2 separate regions of the Homo sapiens genome follow, and region 1 is linked to region 2. Evidence: chromatin loops called from intact Hi-C (ENCODE). Cell type or tissue: A673. All regions are shown on one strand. Each heading gives the region's core, and the rest is flanking DNA. Links, peaks and the distances in the headings are about the cores only.

Region 1 (2,500 bases), core at 1-2,500, 870 kb before region 2:
GCATTTCATACCCCATTCTAGAACTACAGAATTAGTAGCTAATTCATTTTGACAAGATCCAAAGTAATTCATGTATGCATTAAAGCCTGTGGAGCACTAGCCCAGCACACTTAATTTTTTTAAATTTTTTTAAATTATACTGTAAGTTCTGGGTTACATGTGCAGAACGTACAGGTTTGTAACATAAGTATACACGTACCATGGTGGTTTGCTGCACCTATCAACCCGTGACCTACATTAGGTATTTCTCCTAATGTTATCCCTCCCCTAGCCCCCCAGCCTCCACAGGCCATGGTGTGTGATGTTCCCCTCCCTGTGTCCATGTGTTCTCATTGTTCAACTCCCACTTATGAGTGAGAACATGTGGTGTTTGGTTTTCTATTCTTGAGTTAGTTTGCTGAGAATGATGGTTTCCAGCCATCCATGTCCCTGCAAAGGACATGAACTCATCCTTTTTTATGGCTGCATAGTATTCCATGGTGTATATGTGCCATGTTTTCTTAATCCAGTCTATCACTGATGGACATTTGCGTTGGTTTCAAGTCTTTGCTATTATGAATAGTTAGCCCAGCACACTTTAGATCCTCAATAAATTCTAGATGACAGCATAATATTAGAATAGGTAGAAGGTGACCATTGGATGAACATATAGACAGAGCTACAGGAAAAAGTCAAGGATGATAACTGAGTTTTGGGGCTTATAGCTTACGCAATTAGGAAGGTGGTGAAGCAACTCAACGAGATAGGAAACCCAAGTTTATATCTTGGGTTTAGATGAAAATTTAATTTTTTCAAAGGTGAAAATTTAGTTTTGGATATTTTGGATGTGCGTATCCTGTGAACAGTCAGTAGCTAATTAAATATGGAAACCTGAAATTCAAAGGGAGATCAAGATTAGGCATATAAATCTTCTATAAATATAAATGGAACCATTCAGAGACTTACACTTTAATAGATCTCCCAATTATACCGTGACCAGATGCAGACAAACTGGAGCATTCACAAAAACATTTCTGTTTCAATGTTGAACTAATGGAAAGTGGCTTTAGCTATTTCTCATTTACTTAATTTTGCCCCAGTCAGACGTGCCTCATGATTTAGAAGGAGTACAAACTTCCTGCTACTTATTACCCAAGATGTTTAATCCTTTTAACCTACAGTTCATATTATTAGTCAATATTGGCTGATACTAATTACGTGTTGTGGTTATTATTAACTGCTTATACTAAGAGGGAGACCAATCTGCTAAAGGCTTTCTTTCTAAAATTTCTGCCTTAGCTATGTATACATTATATAATCTTGGCAGGCAATCAGAAGAAATATTTAGGGGGCATTTTTTTCAGCTTCACTGAAGCATTTAACTTAATTGATTACACTTGGCTTTTACAGACAATGAGGACTCCCTGGTTGTAAATTGCTCAGATGACTATTCTCAATGGATGATGATATAATTAAACAGTAATTTCTGTTTCAAATGATAACATACACAAACAATGGGCAGCTTCCATTTGCTTGGGGATAAAATAATTTAGAAAAATTACAGACTATCACTATTTAAAAGCAGCAAATGTAAAAGAGGAGACTAATGGTTTTCTGGTGAGTTTTTTCACTATTAAATCAGAGAATTCTCTAAAAAGATAATGCTAGCTGTATTGAAGGCAAACTAGTGTGTTTATTGACTTCTGTGAGCACCTGTAAGAGGTTCACTTTGCAAGGGTATATCAAACACGGTGCACTTTTTCATAACTTTGCTTTAGTATTCCACTTCTCAGAATCTCTCTCAAATAAATACTTTAAAATAATTCCCAAAAAAACCACACAACTATCTTCAACTGGTTATTTTGCCATTATAAATGAATTTAAAAAAATTATTTTAACTGTCTCTTCTCTCTCAGAAGTGTGACCAGATTTTGGGATCTTTCTTCTGGGATTCCTCACATAAGGGAGAGCAAGTTGAATAAAGAGAAATATCCAGGCTTTTGGAGAAAACAGGCAACAGGATGCTATTGAAGTTGGCCATTCAACAGTTGCTTCAGGAAAGTGGAGGCCCTGTGCTTTCAAAACACTAAGACAGAGATAGGAGTAAGTGAAGTGTTCGCATGTTATGGGAGACCCAGACTGAAGTTAACACAGAATGACTGGGGGCCACTGGAGGGGCACATCCCGCCCGTCAGGATTCCTGAGGCCACGGGCTATGCTACTGTGATGCTCTGAGTCCCAGAGCCCATCCTCAGCTTCCCAGATTACTTATCTCCAGGGCTCTTAAAAATTCCCAAGGAAGGCCACACCCTCCCTGTGTCCCTTAAAAAATGATTAGAATTGTTAAAAAATCTTCAATATCTAGTGGTGATGGTGAGGCGGTGGGGCCTATTAAAGAAACCATCATGACTTGGCTTGCTGCTTAATATCTTCCATCTATTAAACATATTTGATCAAATTCTCCCAAATATTCATTTGAAACAACACGACTAATATATCAGGTTCTCTTAAGTGTTTGAAA
Region 2 (5,821 bases), core at 1,831-4,330:
ACTGTGTGCAAGCCTCATTTCATTTAAATGAGGTAAAAAGGCAAATAGATATGGCTATAAAGTGGGAAGCCTGAGCCGATGTTGCAGTGTTTAGCCTAAAATATTCTAGCTAGACACCCTAAGCATATTGCTTATATTTTATAAAATGAATTTGGTACAAATTCTTAAATATCTAAATTAAATATCTCAAAGTAAAATTTTGGGGATTATTTAGACAATCCTCTGGCTAATTTCAAGTGCTTTTATGTTGTTGATAAGAACAAAAAGCTTCCTTTTCTCTATGTCCCAAATTAAGACTGAAATTCATAAGCCCCCAAAAGCAATTTGTTGTCATTTTTCATAAGACTTACATAATATTAAAATATGCACCTATCTTCAGTAGCTATTATCCAAAAAGTATATAAATAAAGACAAAGTTAGAGGCAAAAGTTACTATCAAGCTGTAGTAATCCAGACAGTGTGGTAAAAATAAGGATCCACAGATGAATGGAATAGAATAAAGAACGTAGATATACACTTGCACTTACATAGACATTTGCTTTTTAACAAAGCCAATGAGGAAAGAAAAGTCCCTTGGAATACTAAATATCCATATTTTAACAAAACCCCTTGACTCACACCTCATACTATACAGAAAAATCAATTTTGGATCATAGACCTAAACATAAAAGCTAAAACCATAAAACCTTTAAAGGGAAATAGAATATTTTTATGACTTGGGGATAAGCAAAGGTACCATCAGGTACAGAAAGTAAAATCATTTAAGAAAAAATTGATAAATTATATTTCTTCAAAATTAAAAGTTTCTGCTAATTAAAATGAACATTAAGAAATAAGCTAAGACTGGAAGAAATATTCACAAAGAAATATTCACAAATAAAGCTAAGACTGGAAGAAATATTCACACCTGACAAAGGACGGGTATGCAGAATACATAGAGTACTCCTACAACTCAGCAATAGAAAGTCAAATAACCTAATTAAAACTGGGCAAAGTATTTGAATAGACAATTTATAAAAAAAGAAGTACAAATTGCCAATAAAATCATTAAAGAGTATACGATGTCAACTGTCACTATGGAAATACATATTAAAACCAGGAGACAAGACACTACCACCAGAATGACTATAATTTAGAAAGATAAACATTACCAAATGCTAGTGATGTTATAGAAAAACTGGACCTCTCATACATTTTTTGTAAGGATTGTATAATGCCACAACTAAATGCTAAATGCTAAAACTAAAGATATCCCTACACTATGGCCCAGCATTTTCACTAATAAGCATCTACTAAAGGGAAATAAAAGCATATATTCACAAAAAGACATATCCAAGAATATTCATAGCAGCTTTGTTCAGAAAAGCCTCAAAAAGGAAATAGCTCACATGTTCAGTTAGAGATTGGATAAACAAACTATGGCATATATAGTGAAATACTCCTCTATAATACAAATAAATGAATTATACATTGCATTCAACATGAAGGCTTAGTGAAAGAAGATTTAAACAAAAGGGTACATACTTTGTGACTCCACTTATAAGAAAGCCTAGAACAAACAAAACCAATCTGCAGTGGAAAAAAAAATAACATTGGTTGCCTCTGGAGAGTTGTTGGGGTAGGAATTTACTGTGAAGGTTATGAGAACTTTCTTACAGGAAGGTCACGTTCTATATCGTGATATGGGTTTGACTGTGTACAGATGTATGTATTTGTCAAAACTCAGTGAATATACACTTAAGAGTTGTACATTGTAGTATATGTACATTTCACATAAACACACACAAATATTGAACTCTAAAGTGCTTACATAAATAAAAGAGATTTAATGGATGGGGGATGGATTGATGGATGGATATGATAAAGCAAGTATACTAAACTGTTAATAGTAGGACCTTGTGGAAGATATACAGGTACTCATTTAAAATTCTTTCAATTTTGCTTTATGTTTGAAAATTTTTATAATGTTCAAAGAAAAATATCAAAAACAACAACAGAAATTAGTTTGTTCATGTTTCAGATAAAATGACATTTTACTGACAGAGACTGCCAGAATATTATTTTGGTTTGACATTACTAAGTAGTTTGTCTACTTATGCCAGAGTTGGAATGATTAATTAAAATACCCTTAACATACATAATAATGTGGTTTGAAACATTTATGAAACAATAATCTCAAAACTGAGGAATATGCTAATATTCACACTGAAAACTGAGGAATATGCTAATACTCACAACTTGACATGTAATTTGAATGTCTATATGTTTTAAAAATCTAGAATTTTGAGAAATTTGGATTTTTAATCCATATTAATCTGTATGAAGTTAACTCCCAACTATAACAAATTTAGCATATCAATAATTAACTTCTCAACATACATACAGTACAATAAATACTATAAATATATAACAGTCTTGAATAACTAAGCAATAGGTAACATTTTCAACACTAAGTAAACTTGAATAATAAAATGTTTTAGGGGCTGCATAGAGCTATGTATATGGATAAACAGATGCCTTTTATTCTAACACAAATTTGCTCTGAGGGATAGGCTTATTTTTATTGACAAGTTATCAATTTTCTCAGGATTTTAATAAAATCTTCATTTTTACAATATTTTTTCATTTTATTTACTTTTTATTTAAAACAAAATAGATTCCTAAGCAAATTAACACAAGATTTTTTTCCACTTTAGAGTACCTACTTTAAATTGTTTAATTTTAATTTTATTTAAATGTGTTCATTGGATCACATTTTACTAGAAACTAATTTGTTAAGGCCCAGATAACATGTGATAATACTGCAAAACTAATTTATTTTTCTTCATCCTCCCTTCTTACCCATTGATTTTTTTTTTCTTTTAAAATTAAGAAAGAATCAGAGTACTTTATCTGTCCTCTTCTTGTTCAAAACCCAAATGCTGCTGCGGATCATTTTGAAGGAAGGAAGCTTATAATAGCACCTTAAAGTAGAAAGTGGAAATTTGGTGACATCTTGTGGCCAAGGCTTTTCTCAGAGTGTTTCATGTCTATGTCTTAGAATTGGCTTTGTAGTAATGCAATTCCAACTGGTAAACTTACGCTTCTGAGGGTACTTGGAGACTTTCTGGAAAATTTGGCTGATCTAAAGAGTGTTAAGGCAATCAGTTTTCTGATCCTCAATGTCCTTTGCATTTTCCCCAACGAACTTGGTTTACGTGCTATACCATGTTTCCAGCCTTATTTCTTTTTTCTTTTCTCTTTTTTCTTTTCTTTTCTCTTCTCTTCTCTTCTCTCTTTCTTTTTTCTTTCTTTCTTTCTTTCCTTTCTTTTTTTTTCACAATTGCTGTTCTTCCATTTTACAAAATAAACACCTACTTCTCATCCCTTCTGAGTCTCACTATAGTGCATTGCCCTGTGGTATTAAAAACCTCTGGATGCTAGTCAAAGAGAATTTTCAATTATTAGTGTTTGTAAAGAGAAAGGAAATCACTATAATGATTGTTCAACAAAAGTTTTGTTAAGTCAAGTGGTTGCTAAACTATCTTTTAAATTATTTGATTCTAACAAAATTAAAGAAAAACTATGCTTTGGGAGGTCAAGGTGGGAGGATATCTCGAGCCCAGGAGTTCAGGACGAGCCTAGGTAACATAGCAAGATCCCATCTCTTAAAAAAAAAAAAAAAAAAAAAAAAGGAAAAAAAAGAAAAAAGAAAAAAATTAGCAAGGCCCGGAACACCTGACTGTAGTCCCAGGTACCTGGAGAGCTGAGGTGAGAGGATGACTTGAGCCTAGAGGCCAAGGCTGCAATGAGCTGTGATTATACCACTCTACTCCAGGATGAGCAACAGAAGCTGTGTCTCAAAACAAACAAACAAACAAATTGAAATAAGTTTTCATCTGATGCTCTGCTTACTAAAAGTAAATCTTGACAATAAATTACTATCTGATTATTTTCCTTTTGATCTAAAATTTGCATACATTAAAATGGACAAGTAAATTAGGAATGCATTTAAATTTGGATGATATTGTAATTTTGTCTCTACTTATAACCATAATTTGGGTATAAATCATGCTTACACCCAAAACCAACAACAACAAAAAATTGGAATGGAATTGATAACAAACCCTGACTTAGTCAAGCAGTAAGAATATTAATTCATCTCAGTAAATTATGGATTTCCAGTAAAATATGTGAACTAGTTAGGTTGTTTTGATCAATTATATGACAGTAACAATTGTAATAATTCAATCTGGAAGACATTTTTTACCACAAAATATTGTGGGGAAGTTTCTAAAACTTATGATCACATTGTTGTTGCTTAGAAATATTGTACAATGATCAATAAGTCTTTTAAAAGCACAAAATGGTGAGGTCACTTCCAAGATGGCCAAATAGGAACAGCTCCAGTCTGTAGCTCCCGGTGAGATCAACACAGAAGATGGGTGATTTCTGCATTTCCAACTGAGGTACCTGGTTCATCTCATTGGGACTGGTTGGACAGTGGGTGCAGCCCACGGAAGGTGAGCCGAAGCAGAGCGGGGCATCGTCTCACCTGGGAAGCGCAGAGGGTCAGGGAATTTTCCTTTCCTAGCCAAGGGAAGCCATGACAGACTGTACCTGGAGGAAAGGTACACTCTTGCCCAAATACTGCACTTTTCCCAGTCTTAGCAACCAGCAGGCCAGGAGATTTCCTCCCATGCCTGGTTCGGCAGGTCCCACGCCCAAAGAGCCTTGCTTACTGATAGCACAGCAGTCTGAGATTGGCCAGCAAGGCTGCAGGCTGGAGTGGGGAGGGGCATCTGCCATTGCTGAGGCTTGAGTAGGTAAACAAAGTGGCCGGGAAGCTCAAACTGGGCAGAGCCCACCACAGCTTAGCAAGGCCTACTGCCTCTCTAGACTCCACCTCTGTGGGCAGGGCATAGCTGAACAAAAGGCAGCAGACAACTTCTGCAAACTTAAATGTCCCTGTCTGATAGCTCTGAAGAGAGCAGTGGTTCTCCCAGCATGGCGTTCGAGCTCTGAGAATGGACAGACTGCCTCCTCAAGTGGGTTCCTGACCCCAGTGTAGCCGGACTGGGAGACACCTCCCAGTAGGGGCCGACAGACACCTCATACAGGCAGGTGCCCCTCTGGAACGAAGCTTCCAGAGGAAGGATCAGGCAGCAATATTTGCTGTTCTGCAATATTTGCTGTTCTGCTGCCTCCACTGGTAATACCCAGGCAAACAGCGTCTGGAGTGGACCTCCAGCAAATTTCAACAGAACTGCAGCTGAGGAGCCTGTTAGAAGGAAAACTAAAAAACAAAGGAATAGCATCAACATCAACAAAAAGGACAACCACATCAAAACCCCATATGTAGGTCACCAACATCAAAGATCAAAGGTAGATAAAACCACAAAGATGGGGGAAACCAGAGCAGAAAAGCTGAAAATTCCAAAAACCAGAGCACCTCTTCTCCTCCAAAGGATTGCAGCTCCTTGCCAGCAATGGAACAAAACTGGATGGAGAATGAGTTTCACAATTTGACAGAAGTAGGCTTCAGAAGGTTGGTAATAACAAAGTTCTCCGAGCTAAAGGAGCATGTTCTGACCCATCACAAGGAAGCTAAAAACCTTGAAAAAAAAGGTTAGACAAATGGCTAACTAGAATAACCAGTGTAGAGAAGACCTTAAATGACCTGACAGAGCTGAAAACCACAGCACAAGAACTTCGTGATGCATGCACAAGCTTCAATAGCCAATTTGATCAAGTGGAACAAAAGATATCAGTGATTGAAGATCAAATTAATGAAATAAAGCAAGAAGACAAGATTAGAGAAAAAAGAGTGAAAAGAAACAAA

The links. A loop is a pair of places that touch in the nucleus more often than their neighbours do. Peaks named below come from ENCODE experiments on the same cell type or tissue, not always from the same donor. Only the 100,000 strongest peaks of a DNase experiment are listed, where the experiment ranks them.
Region 1: a loop joins it to region 2, with 5 times the contacts of the local background. A loop is called at or near these places in 15 of 110 quality-filtered maps.

Annotation. Positions count from the first base shown.
Region 1 is chr3:87,304,752-87,307,251 of GRCh38, forward strand. No RefSeq gene overlaps it. Among named protein-coding and RNA genes, the nearest start is that of POU1F1, 29 kb to the left of the region's middle. In A673, for the core only: no CTCF peak of the experiment used is centred there; a DNase peak (open chromatin) is centred at 1,200.
Region 2 is chr3:88,177,595-88,183,415 of GRCh38, forward strand. No RefSeq gene overlaps it. Among named protein-coding and RNA genes, the nearest start is that of C3orf38, 31 kb to the left of the region's middle. In A673, for the core only: a CTCF peak has its summit at 3,006 (motif pointing left); a DNase peak (open chromatin) is centred at 2,967.